3 separate regions of the Homo sapiens genome follow, and all the other regions are linked to region 2. A link is an interaction called in ENCODE POLR2A ChIA-PET data of the cell type or tissue named here. Cell type or tissue: HepG2. All regions are shown on one strand. Region 1 overlaps SOX9-AS1 (SOX9 antisense RNA 1). Region 2 has its middle 56 kb from the start of LINC02003. Region 3 overlaps LINC00673 (long intergenic non-protein coding RNA 673).

Region 1 (5,000 bases), 310 kb before region 2:
CACCTAGAAGGCAAAATGTTAAAGGGTGGCTCACTCTCAGGTGCTGACCGTGCACCTGTATGACTCTGAGAATCCTTACATTTTGAGTGCTAGGTACACCACACACCTCACCCCAGCCCCAGCTCTGCAAGGAAAAGACGAGCAAGAAATAAAACAATGTAGTGCAAAAAATGTTCAATGCAGTTGGTCTCGTGGTTTAACGATGTTTACAGAAAACACCTGACTCCAGTGAAATGTAATTCACGAGAAGAGCCAGAGTTCATACAACCACAGGACCACAGTCACATTTTAGTGAATGTATTCCTAGAGGTCTCTGGATAAAATCCTTGCTGATAATGAGAACAGTGGTTCTCAGGGCCAATCTTCAGACTTGCTTGAGGCTCCTAGGGCTTCCACCCAATGTATCTGTAGGCAGGTCCACACACACATTATGCAAAGAGAGATCTTTGAGATGAACCTATAAAGACAAAACTTTATCATTAGAAAAAAAAAGTGCATTCGTAAATGTCATAACAATAAAATTATACTCCAAGACTTTGTACAAGATGAAAGTAATATGAAGAAGGGGCTACAGGAAAAACCTCAAAATCATCAGATGCCCAACTTGTCCAAACACAGTATAAGGAAAATGACTAACATGGTTTATTCCTATATATCATTGTATTAGTCTCTTTTCATGCTGCTGATAAAGACATACCTGAGACTGGGCAATTTACAAAAGAAAGAGCTTTAATTGGACTTACAGTTCCACATGGCTGGGGAAGCCTCACAATCACAACAGAAGGCAAGGAGGAGCAAGTCACGTCTTACACAGATGACAGCAGGCAAAGACAGAGAGCTTGTGCAGGAAAACTCCCCTTATAATAACCATCAGATCTTGTGAGACTTAGTCACTATCATGAGAACAGCATGGGAAAGACCTGCCCCCATGATTCAATTACCTCCCACTGGGTCCCTCCCACAACACATGGGAATTCAAGATGAGATTTGGGTGGGGACACAGCCAAACCATATCAAACATGATGTAGTTCCTCCCATGTCGTGTGGATAAACCAACCCTGCTCTCTCTAACCACACATCTGACTACCTTAGGGAATGGCTGAGAAGTCACAGAACCAGATACAAAGAAGGCTAACTATTTCTGGGATATGCTATCCTAAATTCTGCCCACTAAGGTTGTCCATGTAGAATGGTGGCAGATAAGCCCAATTTCCTCTCTTTCAGGAAATATGAATATTAAGCAAACCAAGACAAGATTGGTCTCTAAAGCCCAGTTCTCTATGAAGGTTGCTATGCCTCACAGTCCTGGCTACTAGGATCCGGAGAGATAGCATCCCTTTCTCCCCCTCAACATGCACCAATCTTGCAATAAATCCCCATTACAGAAAATAAACTGAGTTGAGGTCCTCTTTGCAGAGCCTGACATAAGGTTTCATACTTATCCATAATCTCCAAATGTACTAATAAATTTTGGTAATAATACAACTATCAAACTAAAAAGAGAAAATGAAAAAAAAAAAAGTCGGGGACCAGACATAGTGGCTCACTCCTGTAATCCCAGCACTTTGGGAGGCTGAGGCGGGAGGACTGCTTGAGCCCAGGACCAGTCTGAGCAGCCTGCTAAGACCCTGTCTCTACAAAAAAATACAGAAATTAGCCAGGTATGGTGGTGAGTGCCTGTGGTTGCAGCTACTTGGGAGGCTGAGGTGGGAGGATCACTTGAGCCTGAGAGGTTGAGGCAGCAGTGAGTTATGATTGCACCACTGCACTCCACAGAGTGAAACCCTGTTTAAAAAAAAAAAAAAAGGAAATGCCAAGAACAAACGTGTCTGTCTGTCATCATGTTCTTCCGGCATAGATGACTGATTTTTACAGAGTTAATGAAAATATCCACAGTGATATTCATGGTGCCTCCACATTTTAAATTATTTCTCCACTGTGCTTGTAAGAAAAGAGAAGCTCAGATCTATAGTTTGTTACTATAATCAATATTTTAGTGACCAACTTTCAAATATGCCATTTTGGCTGCTGAACCATTTAACTAAGTCAAAGGCTACACAACACATTCGGCCATCTTTATTTCTTCTCTTTCTCTCTTTGGCCAAAAGGTGGTAGTAGGTAATCAACTGATAGACTGCCTTTCAATAATGGAGGTCAAAATGTTCAAATCCAGGTTCCAGATGTCCTGGTTAAACAGCTGGGAGTGGAATTTGACTCCCATGGAAAGAGTTTAAGCCATGATTTGGTCATTGACCTCCAATGTTTGCTCTGACTTCTTACAGGGGAGTTCAAAGTGGAACTGTGAAGTTTCCCAAGCTCCATGCAGGTCACTGAAGTCCACCCTGCAAACAACAGTCCTTCACCTTCTGAAGACCTGTCACCTATGAAGCAGCAAGGAAGGAATTTCTTGGCTCTGCTTCCTGGCAGTCATTACCTGTGATCTTCTATCCCAATTGGTTGACCCTAGCAACTGAGCCCCATGAAATATGTATTTAGTGGACTGAATGAATTGGACAATTGAATCAGAAAAAGCAACAAGAACTCCCAAGGTTAAAACAAGTCCAGGACTACACTCCTCTCTTCCTGCCTCTCCACATTGATCTGCAGCTTCTAGAGAAGACTGAGCAAAGAGATGCTGGTGTCTTTGACTTCAGGGAAGAGCAATGTCAAGGAGAGAGGCCAGCAGATTTTTTTAAATCTCTATTCACCTGTCACTGTCCAGCCTGCCATTGTGGTGGGTGAAGACAACATTTAGGGATTCTAGTGCTAGTAGGATACAAACAACATTTCTATTTTGTTATTAAGTAAATAAATACCACTCTTTATCAACCTGCTCCTTCCTGGCGTGCAGAATGACTTATAGCTAAGGTAAATGGTCGCTCAGGAACTCATAGCACGTACCCACTTCCAGGTAGCTTCAGCTGAGCATTCAGCACAACACAGCATAAGGGCTAACAGTGAGCAGAAAGCCCCAAAACTCAGCACCTGTCTTTTTAGTATCTCATAGAGAAAAATAAATGCAGAAAGCATATTGAAAGTGGGGAAAGCATGCAGTCTTCTGAGGTTAGGGCCAGGCTGCAGCAACAGCTATGGTTGGCTGGACTCCCTGACACCAAAGAAGAAAATGCTGTATGCTTTCAAGGAGCCTTCTGGAGTACTGAGCTAGGACATAAAAACATTCAACTGCTCTTGCCATTTGAATGGGGAAATATATGGTTCTAGGCCTGCAGCAAGAAAAGTGGTGCATTCCACCCAGCATTCTCATTCTAAAATGCAAATTGGATCACGTCTGTCTTCAGCTTCATGGTATTCATTGGTTTTAGATGAATTGCAAAGTCTTTAACATCGCAGAGAAGGCTTTTTCTGGTCTGACCGCAGCCTATTTCCCCAGGTTTATCTCTCACTCCATCCCATACCTGCACTGGCCTTCTGTTTTCTAATTATCTTACTGACCTGCCATTCCCAGAACCCACCATGTTTTCTCTTATACCTGGATTTTGCACATGCTGTTCCCTCTACCTGGAACATATTTTCCCCACCCATCCATTCTCTGGCTAACTGTTACTGGACTGAAAAGCATATCACAGAAAACAAACAGTACCAGCTGTCAGCGGACAGTTTTTGCATTGTATTAATATTTTCTTTCTCTGAAGCTCCAGAGACCAAAAATGTACAAAACAACAAATCAAGCAACCTCACATGGTAAATAATTTTTCACCAATAAATGTTAAATATAGTTCATATATGCTTATATTATACAAGTCTTCTAGGAAGACAGACATTAACGATGCAAATTTTAAAGTTCATTTCTTTAAAAAAATCCATGTATAATATTAGCAGATTATTCTTTTTGGAGTCAGATATATGCGGCTTTGAGTATCAGCGCTGCCACTTACTAGCAGTATGATGTTATGCAAATTATCAACCCCTTTGTGCCCCAACCTTCTCATCTGCAAAGTGGAAATCATCCTAGCACCTGCCTGATGGACGTCTTGTGAGGATCAAATGAGATGATAAGAATGAAGTGCCCTGTGCTACTTACCAGGCATGCAGTGTACTCAGTCAACTCAATGAATGATCACTGTTACCATCTTCATTGTTGTCATCATCATCATCAATATGTATCAAGAGCCCTGCTGCATCTTTCTCTGGTGGCTCCTGGTGCTTTAAAACTTGATATGCTCATTCCATTCTGCAGCTACCAAAGCCTTTTGAGGGTTAACCTAACCTTGATCACTCCTGAAGAGCATCCAACCACCACCTTCATCTTGGGCAACAGGAAACTACAGGGCTCTTCTCAGGTGGTTATTCCCAGGAGGGGGAAACTTACTAAGACATACCAGAGGTCCTAATCAACAGAATAATTAAAAAGGGAGGCAGCCCTCTTCTGCAATCCCTGACATCTAAAGAGTCTGTCACCCTTTTCTAAGCCTATTCACATTTGTATGCCCAACTTGAGGGAACCGGGGCAGATGTTACTCTTCTCATCATTTTAAAATGAGGAAACTGAGGCACCTAAAGGCAAGCTGCCCAAGCTCACACAAGTGAACTGTTCAGCTCTTTCTTCAGATTACCCCATCCCATGCCCACTGTGCACACACCCTGAGCAGCAGCCTCCAACCTCAATATCCTCTACCCTTCCCAAAGGCGCCACCAGCTCCTTTACACAGTTTAGTTTTCCCTTCTCCCGACAATGGCCGTCTGTAAGAGGCCCCAGGTGCCTGGAATTTGAAATTGTTTTTCTTCCCTCCCTTCCTGAGGACCAGATTGTTCCTAAGCTCCAGGCTGCCTGGCCAGTGCAGGCCTGACTTGCTGGCACCTAGGGTTGCATTAAGGATATGGATTTGTTTTTGCAGGACTGCTCATGAGCGATGGAGTGCTGGCGTTGGCTTCCTTGTGAAAGGCACATGGCAACTAGGCATGTATTTGCAGGGAAGGAAACTTCAAGAATAAACAGAAAATACACACACTCCATATCCTGCCAGCCAAGCCCCAGCCTC
Region 2 (5,000 bases):
CTCCACACACCCCCATACCACCACCCCCACCCCCACCCCCACAAACCCCCAGGAGGAGAAATCAGGAGTCAAGGGAGACAGACTTTTCCTCCCAGGGCCTGCTTGCCCCTGAGTGGTGCCTTTTCTCCCTTGGCCTTTGGTCCTCAGGTGGTAAGACCTTGAACCTAGGTCCAGTTCTCATGGCAAGGGATCTGCCTATTAACACCGAAGGTCTCTACCTGTGAGGTTGGATATTAATGGGCAGGTCCCTTTTGTTTTTTCTGTAGTTCTCCCTATTAGACAGAGTGAAATTATTTGGATATTAATGGGAAGATCCTTTTTTTTTTAAGTTCTCCTTATTAGACAGGGTGAACGAAACCCTAGAAATTTTGATCTAAACTTTTGAACTGATATTTTTATTTCCCACCCTAAAAATGAAACTAGCTCATGGGGTAACTGGCAAAAATCAGACATAATTCTATTTTCAGGAAGAGTTTCTACATGGAAACCAACCAATCAGGCAACAAACAAAATTTCTCTGCTGTTTGGAAAACACTTTCTTTCTTTATTGATTTTTTGAGTCAGGGTTTTACTCTGTCACCCAGGCTGGAGTGCAGTGACTCAATCACAGTTCACTGCAGCCTTGACCTCCCAGGTTCAACCGATTCTCTCACCTCAGCCTCCCAAGTAGCTGGGACTACAGGCATGCACCACCACACTTGGCTATGTTTGTTTTTGTTTTTGTTTTTTTAATTTTGTAGAGATGGGGGTCTCCCTATGTTGCCCGGGCTGGTCTGAAACTCCTGGGCTTAAGTGATCCTCCTGTCTTGGCCTCCCAAAGTGGAAAACACTTTATTGATTACTCCTGAGCAAGCAAAAAAAAAAAAAAAAAGGCAAATTTGGTGGTACACACAATAACAGGTTGGTAATAGGAAAAGTCAACTCAACATCATTTTTGTACATCCTACCATGTAAAAGCCATCATGCTGCAACTTCACAAGCTCTGAATTTCAGATTGTCCATGACCCTGGTTTTGAATCTCAAAGTTCACATAAAAGACTTGGTCAAAGCAATTGATTACTGTAAAGTCTTGTTTGCCGATGATTAAATGAGAAGTATATGAAATGCCCATCACAGTGCTTCCCATGTGACCATGGACGTTTGGGAGCATTTCAACGATAAATTTCAATGAGTAAACAATGACTCAGTCCCTATTCTTATAAAAGAGAGAGAAAGAGAGTTGGGAGAGAAGAGGGTGCCAAAACAAGTCCATTGTAAGTGCAGTAAATGAGATACTAAAGTGCTATGGTCAAGGAAGGAAGACTGACATTTTTTTGAGTACCTATGTCAGAATATGTGAGGGAGAGGTCACAACTGGTTGAGAGGGAAGGAGAAATCCAGGACGGCTTCTGAGAGAAGGAAGCATTTGAGATGAGCCTCGAAGCATTCGTAGGATTTCAGTACCCTGGATGCCCGATGTCTATCCTTTAAAAAATACTCCTCTGTGAAGAATTGCCAAAGGATTAACGATCGTGCTGAATTCAATAAAAAATCATTACTGGGCCAAGCATGGTGGCTCACACCTGTAATCCCAGCACTTTGGGAGGCTGAGGTGGGAGGATTGCTTGAGTGGAGGAGTTCAAGACCAGCCTGGGCAACATAGTGAGACCCCCATCTCAAAAAAAAAAAAAAATAATTACTGGAATGTGCAAGAAACTTTCTGAAGTAAGCAGTTCTAGAATGTGAGTAGTGATTTGGGAAGCCATAGTGCCCCACGTAGATTAATAAGATGCATCCTGGGCTGGCGCAGTGGCTCACGCCTGTAATCCCAGCACTTTGGGAGGCCGAGGTGGGTGGATCACGAGGTCAGGAGATCAAGACCATCCTGGCTAACACGATGAAACCCCGTCTCTACTAAAAGTACAAAAAATTAGCCGGGTGTGGTGGCAGGTGCCTGTAGTCCCAGCTACTCGGGAGGCTGAGGCAGGAGAATGGCGTGAACCCAGGAGGCAGAGCTTGCAGTGAGCCGAGATTGCGCCACTGCACTCCAGCCTGGGCAACGGTGCAAGACTCTGTCTCAAAAGAAAAAAAAAAAAAAGATGCATCCTGGACAGTCACTGGGGTGGACCAGGAAATGGGCACTTAGGGTCTGGCATGGAGCAGTGTGTCCTGCTGTGCTGTACATGACAGTGGGTGGCTGTTAGCAAGCACCACCCATGAGACCGTAGCACCCACAAACTGCAATGTTTTAGAATAGCCTGGATTACACTGTGGATGTTTAAAGCAAAGGATAAACAATGCTCCATCTAGTTTAGTTTCACTGCATCTCCTACTTGAAAACTGAATAGACTCGGTGGCCATCCAGCCCCTCTTGTCCCGATATTTCACTCCATGGTGAGTCACAAGCCCTGGTCAGACCCTAATGGACACAGCCCCACCTTGAACAGTTCCTCTTTCAGGCTGAAATCATCTGCTGGGTATGAAGACTCAGATGGGATAGGAAAGTTAAAACTTAGAAATAGGCGTGCTCTGTTCTTTTCCAATGCTTGTCATTATGCTCATTTTCGTGAGGGACAAGGCCTTTGCCTTACACCTGGGACCTAACATTAATAGTCCAGGAGAGAGGATGGAAGGGACCCAGGAGGACCACCTGCTGGAGTCACTACCCTGAGCCACCACATCCCGGGCATCGGCAATTCCTGGGCTGGCCAGAGCCCTGGGCATAGACAGTTCTACAAGCAGAACATGTTTTTCACCCTTGCCCTTCTCACCCCTCCAAAACCCAGACCTAAGTTACCGAAAAAGGCGGGACATAGTGGGAAGGGGGCAGGTGAAAGAGGAAGAAAAGACGGAGATGGAAAACAATTAAAAAAAAAAAAAAAACTCCAACAGAACTCGATAACCCGAGGGCCCAGTGATCGGTGCCGCACGGCATACAAAAGCCAAAAGGCAGGTCCCAGGACGGGTCAACTTAAGACTTAATATTTGCCTTTCACTAAGCAAACTAATAAATCCCCTATGGTTTTAGCCACGCAGAGCTCCCAGTTTTTATTTATTGGTCAAAACGGCAGGCAGGGTTTCTTTTTTTTTCCCCTCCCAGCCACCCTGGGGGTAAATAGTGGTCCCCCTTCCACCCCTCCTGTCATCAGCCTGTATGTCTATTTACCTTCTCCCTCAACAAACTCATGTTCAGTGCAACTGACAATGCGTGCAAACAGCTTTGAAGTATTCTTTGGTAATGGACTTCCCGGACAGCCCTGTTTTTGACTTGCACAGCCAAAGGCAAAGGGAGAAAGGGCTACTGCTTGTCAGGAACCAGCTGGGCCAGGCAAGGCTGAGAACTTGATGCATGGCAGGAACCTCAGAGAATCGTCAAGACCAACCCCTGCCCCTTCTCTGTCCCTTTTATAGATGAGAAAACTGAGACCCAGAGAAAAGGCTAGAGTGACTCACATGTGACCCGGACTTAGTTGAAGCCAAGGGCAGGGCCGGTGATCAGGTTTCCAGACCCCTCAGTTTAGGGCTGTCTTCAGGCCTCCCTCCACCTGTTCTCCACCAGCCTGGCATATAAGGGTCTTATCCAAGGTCAGTGACCACTTCCAAGGTCACCTTGAAATCCTTTAAACTGCAGCCTCCTGAGCAGAGGGACTTGTTTCACCACGAGAACCTCCTATCTCTCCTGTCAACATGACTAATATTTTCCCACATGGGTTTCCAGGGCCGCTTGAAGAGGATCAAAGTTCTCCTGTGGATCAAGTTCCAATGCCATGGAAAATCTCACAGGCGAGGCTGAACAAAATTGGGGGGTGGGGGCGGTGTCGGGGAGCTAATTTGAAATAGTTATGTTCATAATGAAATTAAGGCAAGATGAAATCACTTTACATTGCACCTTGGACAATGTCTAACGTACTATTCTAACATGAGACCTAAAACCCCAGCAAAACTTTAAGACATGGACTCCTAGAAGGCTGATAGCTTATCCATCAAATATGCCAGCATCGTGGATGTCAGAACTATTAATAGAAGAGGCTCCAGGGATCGTGTGGCCCAAACCCCTCATTTTATACGGAAGGAATTAAGATGATGAGGAGCTTTCTGAGACAAAAACTTAGGTCTCTCTGCCTCCCTGCACTGTGCTTTTTTTTTTTTTTTTAAACCAGAACAAACATGGGGAAGAGGGCAAAAAGCATTTAGCACAAAATCTCATTAAGAAATTGACATTCATGGCCACCTGATAGTGTATGAAACACTCTTTAAAATTCAACTGCTTCCCCATCAGGCTGGGTATCACTCAGCCTCTCTCATAGTCCTCTCTCCCCTGGGCTGAACGATCCCTTGCCTGATTTGAAAGGGGATTCCTGCATTAGTCAGAGATAAATCTAGAGAAGAGTGATGCTTTAGACCACTTCAGCCTCTCAGGTTCTGTGATTGCATATGGATAAGGAGATAAGAAAAGAGAGGGCCAGGCGCATTGGCTCACATACTTCAGGAGGCCAAGGCAGGAGGATTGCTTGAGCCCAGGAGTTCAAGACGAGCCTGGGCAAGATGGTGAGACCCTGTCTCTACAAAAAAATAAAAATAAAAAAAATTACCTGGGCATGATGGCATACAACTGTGATCACAGCTACTCGGAAGGCAGAGACAGGAGGATTTCTTGAGCCCAGGAAGTCGAGGCTGCAGTGAGCTGAGATCATGCCACTGTACTCCAACCTGGGTGACAGAGTGAGCCAGAGAGAGAGAGTGAGAGAGAGAGAGAGATTGAGAGAAGAGATTGTTGCCTTTGACATAAGATCAGGACTTCTTTTGAAACCAAAGAATGAAAGTAGAACATAAATGAAGGGATCATCTGAAATGCCTTCATCTTTTAAAAAAGAAAAATGGCACCCAAGGAGGTGGGTGAGCATCCCTCCAATGGTAGCGAAGGTAGTGAGAATCACTACAGGGGCAAACACCAAGGTGCATGATACGTCCATAAGTTCATCTCTACCCTAGCATGTAATTCCCTCCCTGTGGTCTTGCCA
Region 3 (5,000 bases), 66 kb after region 2:
GATGGCACTTTGATGTATAGTGTTCCCTAACACCAAGGCCACTCATTTTTTTTTTTACCTCCTTGCTCTTGTGGACATGATCTATAGCAGGGGTTCCTAACCCCCAGGCCATGGACGCATTACTGCTCCATGGCCTGTTAAGAACCAGGCTGCACAGCAGGAGGTGAGTGGTGGGTGAGTGAGCAAAGTGTCATTTGTATTGACAGCCGCTCCCCATTGCTCACATTACCACCTGAGCTCCACCTCCTGTAAGATCAGTGATGGCATCAAATTCTTATAGGAGCGAGAACCCTATTGTGAACTGCACATGTGAGGAATGTAGGTTGTGCATTCCTTATGAGAATCTAATGCCTGATGATCTGTCACTGTCTCCCATCGCCCCCAGATGGGACTGTCTAGTTGTAGGAAAACAAGCTCAGGGCTCCCACAGATTCTATGTTATGGTGAATTGTATAATTATTTCATATTACAATGTAATAATAATAGAAATAAAGTACACAATAAGTGTAATGTGCTTGAATCATCCAGAAACTACCCCCACCCCACCCCACCCCACCACATCCACGGAAAAATTATCTTCCAGAAAACCAGTCCCTGGTGCCAAAAAGGTTGGGGATTGCTGCTCTATGGAGCCCCATGCGGCCTCAAAGTCCCTCAACTCTCAGTGTCCCTGGAAGACTTTTCGGCTACACTTTCTGTCCAACCGGTTCTGCCCTTTATTTTTGTTTCAGGGAGGATTATTGCCATGGCAATGTCCAGGTGACAGAGTCAGGAGGGGGAAGAAACCCACCTGTATTCAACCCTTAATCCCTTAAAGCCTGTCAGAAAGCAGCAGCCTTGGAAAATAAGAAGCCTGGCCAGTGTTTCCTATCGATCACAAGACAGAATAAACCAGAAAACAGCTCTCCACGAAGAAGCCTTGGTCAGTCAAGTGTCCCTAGGGGCTCTGCCAATCTCCCTGCATAGGAGATCTGCCCAACACACATTTGCATTTTCAGAAAGAGCAGAGCAGAAAGGAAGCAGAAAGCCAAGTCTGTGGTGGGGAAAAAGGAAAGTGGGTTTCCCATGAGATTCAGGTAGCTCCCCAGGACCGAAGGATCAGCTGGGCACGTGTGCTTCCTATCTGGGTAGTGCTGGTCATTTCTGTTTGCTGTGGCCACAGTGTGGCCATCCTATCGGCACCTCTACCCAAGAGTGGGTGGAGCAAACAAAACAAAATTCAGTTCCTGGGTATTAGCTTAGCACCCAGTCCACAAACCTCCTCTGCCTCTGAGGAGGTGAGAGGCCCTTAAAGCTACGGGCATTCACAAAGAAACAGGAGGAAATGAGGAATTCACTGGAAATTTTTGCCGTCTATGCTAGGAGGAACATCCCAGGTACCCACAGGGACTATCAACAAGTATCCACCCCAAAAAATAGATTCAATAAAACAATAAACTTACAAATATGAACTTGTAACTGTGGTTTACTATTCTTGGGGAAGTCTGTTTTATTTCTTTTCTTTTATTATTTCTTTGAGACAGGGTTTTCCTCTGTTTCCCAGGCTGGAGTGCAGTGGCACAGTCATGGCTCACTGCAGCCTTGACCTTCAGGGCTCAAGCAATCCTCCTGCCTCAGCCTCCCAAGTGCCTGGGACCACAGGTGTGTGCCACCACATCCAGCTAATTTTCAAATTTGTTGTAGAGATGAGGTCTCACTACATTGCCCAGGCTGGTCTTGAACTTCTGGGCTCAAGTGATCCTCCCGCCTCGGCCTCCCGAAGCGCTGGGGTTATAGGTGTAAGCCACCGCACTTGGCCTGTTTTAAATAAGTGTTGTATACTTGTGTGTGCTGGAAAACAGCTATCCAGAAAACACCACGGATAGACAAGCTTCCCCAACCAAATTGTGTTCCCAGTTCATGCGTTATCCACTGACCCTCATTTAAACTTGGTTTTGGCTCCCTGTGTTTTTCATTTCATTGTTAAGGAGGCATACACTAGATCCTTCCTCTTCTTGGGCTCAGTTATCCACAGAGATACAATATTTTAAAGGTTGTCATGTCCTTGCCTGGCTTATCAAGGAAGTAAGGGACAGCCCAAGGGCTTCCCAGGTAAGGAAAAACAACGGTTTTATAAAGCCACGGCTGGTGACAGTGCAAAAGGAAAGGCTGCTTCCATTGTATCTGGTCATTGGGTTTGCTGTGTGCCTATCAGGTTTATAAAACAAACTGCAGCAGTGAGAGGCTGTGAGTGAGCTCTCTTCCTTCCCCTATTAACTATCTATGCAGTAAGAAGGCCTGATGCACCCATTTAGCTGGGAATAGCTGCCAGAACTTTAAGGCTGATGCCTGGGAGAGAGTCAGTGGGCGGCACCGGGCTGGCTTTCTGAATTCAATCAGAGGTGGCCAGCCCCCTCTAACCATGATCCAAATGTACATGCCAGATGAGGAGCCGTCGTGGTTGAACAGGGAATGTTTCATGCAAATCATGGGTTTGGAGCAGGATTTTGTGGAGGGAGCATCCTTGAGAAAAATGTTGGGATGGCTACGGACTGGCGGGCTATTAGTCACAGAGCCACCACCTCCTCCATGAACGATGAAAGTTCTTACCACCCTGGATGCACAGATCAGCAGTTAATAATGAGGTCTCAGCATGGAGGAGACACATTCTTTCACACACATGCACACACACACATATGCACACCTGCACACACATACATACATACATACAAGCATGCACAAGAAGTCTTAGAGCCCCATCTCCTTTTGGCTGGGATTTTGCATCCTGAGAATCTTGGGTGTTACCCATGGGAACAAGCTCCTCCGAAGCCACACATGGTTGAAACTCCTCTCCCAGTGACAACGACGTCACGTCTCCCAGGCACTGGCTCCCTTGGGAATGTGTGAGTTGCTCCCCTGGGGCAAAGAGCAGCTGCTCGGGGTGACTCATAAATTGTGCTCTCAGCCCTGTCACCCACTGTGCCTCCCGTCCATTACTCAGCCTTCTCCCTGCGCTTGTTCCTATGGCTGCCCCTCAACCCAGCTCACCGCTGCTCCCAGCTCGCTCGGCACTCTGCAAGGATTGGCATTTGCTTCGGGCAGACTCTTCTCTGTCCCTGCCTTCTCTCCTCCATGAGACCCAAGGCAACACAATTTGCCCTTTGAGGAGTTGGGAGTGGGAGCAGAGATCGGGGTGACAGGGGACAGAGAGATAAAGGCAAGAAAAGAATGTTCCCTTCGTTGAAAAACAGTTCAGCTCCAGGGTCACCTCTTTGAAATCATCAGTGACACCTCACTCTGCGTACTCCCCTCAAACACAGCCCCTAGGCATTGCTTCTTCTAGGATCTGGGATTTTTGACACTGAAGGGTCCTGGCTGCCTTAAATCCTTTCTAGAAGAAAGTGGAATGAGGCAGAGTATAAACAGACAAATACACCCAACAGGTGAAATAAAACTTGAGCTTCTTAAGCAATGCTCTGTTTCTACAGGCAGCTCCCACTTGTGGAAAGGCAGAGGGATGAGGAGGGTGGACATGAGTCAAGCCTCCCCCTTCCACTCCCCACTGTCAACCCCCACCCTGACCCATTCAACAGCCTAGGGAGTTCCCTGCTTAAGGGAATCTTAGAACACACACCCTCTGCAAATACCTACAGCCTGTGTACTGAAACTTAGAGATTACTTCTGAAAAAGTGACATCATCAACAGTACAGGATTCTCAAAAACTCAGTCCCTGTTTCCTTTTTACTTCTGTTATTTTAAAATACCAAAGATACTTGCATTTTCTTCTTTTCCAACTGTTAGTGAACTCTATTCCAATCAGCATTAAGCCCAGCAATTTTTGTACTAGGTACCTACTCCTACACTCCCTGTTTAATAATCAGTCATCTAGAATAGGGACTGGCAAGCTTTTTCTGTAAAGGACCACAGAGTAAACATTTTCAACTTTGTGGGCCATGACATCTCCATCGGAGCTACTCAACTCTGCCATTGTAGCATGAAGCACCCATAGACAATAAGCAAATGAACAGGTATAGCTGAGTCTCAATAAAACTTTATTCATAGACTTGGAAATTTACATTTCATATAATTTTCACATGTCACAAAATATTCCTTTTTTTGATTTTAACTTTTAATGTGGAAAGGATTCTTAGCTCACGAGCTGTACAAAAACAGGTGGCAGGCCGGTCTTGGCCCACAGACTGTAGTTAGCCAACTCCTGGTCTAGAATCAAATATTTAAATGGAAACCCTGAGAGAGCTCTTTCTTTTGAAAAGAATATGATAATCGTGATAATAGCTCCCATGTATTGAGCACTTGTTCCATGAAAGAACTTGACATGGAAAAACGGCTTTTCATCCTCATATTAACATATGAGACAGGTAAATATTTTCTCTGTGTTTTGTGGAGGTAGTCACTGAAACTGATGAGAAGAAAATTAACTCACCAGGTTCACTGCAGCAAGGATTGGAACCTGAAGTGCAATTCCAGACAGAGATACGGGATGCACGGGTTCAGCATCCTTAAAAACACAGATTCCTGTATGTTAAGGAGGTGATGAGAAGGAGGTGTCTGGGGAGCCACCCCATGGGATTTATATCACTTGTTCAGAAAAACCTTCCATCAAGGCTACCATGAAGGAGTAGTCTTCCTGCCCAACTCCTAAACATTTCGCTCAAGTGAAACACAGCTCAGATGGACTCCAAGAACCCTTTAGAACTGGGGAGAGGGAGGAGAGTGGATGCATTTGACAAATGGTTAAGGGCCACCTTGTACTGGGGGTCATAGAAGGTACTGAACGGTGATTGAGAAGCCAACTGCAGGGATGTGAGCCTTGGCTCATTATTTTTGGCTCTGGCAGATGCCTGGGCCCCCTGCCCCTGTGAGTACTACCCCAGGATGCCCAGAAGCAGGGTTCTGTCTCCACGTACTACCCCCAACAGGAGGTCTCTGCGTCCAGCAGCCTCCGCTTCCAAATATTCCCCATTTCTGCTCTTCCTCTAGGCCCAGCCCTCCCCACTGTC

What was found. Peaks named below come from ENCODE experiments on the same cell type or tissue, not always from the same donor. Only the 100,000 strongest peaks of a DNase experiment are listed, where the experiment ranks them.
Region 1: POLR2A ChIA-PET joins it to region 2 with 11 read pairs; 3 of 35 experiments call an interaction of 5 or more read pairs at or near these places.
Region 3: POLR2A ChIA-PET joins it to region 2 with 15 read pairs; 8 of 35 experiments call an interaction of 5 or more read pairs at or near these places.

Annotation. Positions count from the first base shown.
Region 1 is chr17:72,090,648-72,095,647 of GRCh38, forward strand. The region is part of intron 2 of SOX9-AS1 (SOX9 antisense RNA 1); the gene reads right to left. LINC02097 (long intergenic non-protein coding RNA 2097) reads left to right here. Exons shown (of 6, transcript NR_110827.1): 6 at 2,283-2,834. Among named protein-coding and RNA genes, the nearest start is that of LINC02097, 21 kb to the left of the region's middle. RefSeq lists an enhancer at 1,999-2,512. In HepG2, a CTCF peak has its summit at 2,124 (motif pointing right); a DNase peak (open chromatin) is centred at 2,274.
Region 2 is chr17:72,396,733-72,401,732 of GRCh38, forward strand. No RefSeq gene overlaps it. Among named protein-coding and RNA genes, the nearest start is that of LINC02003, 56 kb to the left of the region's middle. RefSeq lists an enhancer at 3,536-3,830. In HepG2, no CTCF peak of the experiment used is centred here; DNase peaks (open chromatin) are centred at 599, 3,019 and 3,669; H3K4me3 peaks cover 841 bases.
Region 3 is chr17:72,462,801-72,467,800 of GRCh38, forward strand. The region is part of intron 1 of LINC00673 (long intergenic non-protein coding RNA 673); the gene reads right to left. Among named protein-coding and RNA genes, the nearest start is that of LINC02003, 120 kb to the left of the region's middle. RefSeq lists an enhancer at 2,699-2,908. In HepG2, no CTCF peak of the experiment used is centred here; DNase peaks (open chromatin) are centred at 2,901 and 3,551; H3K4me3 peaks cover 663 bases.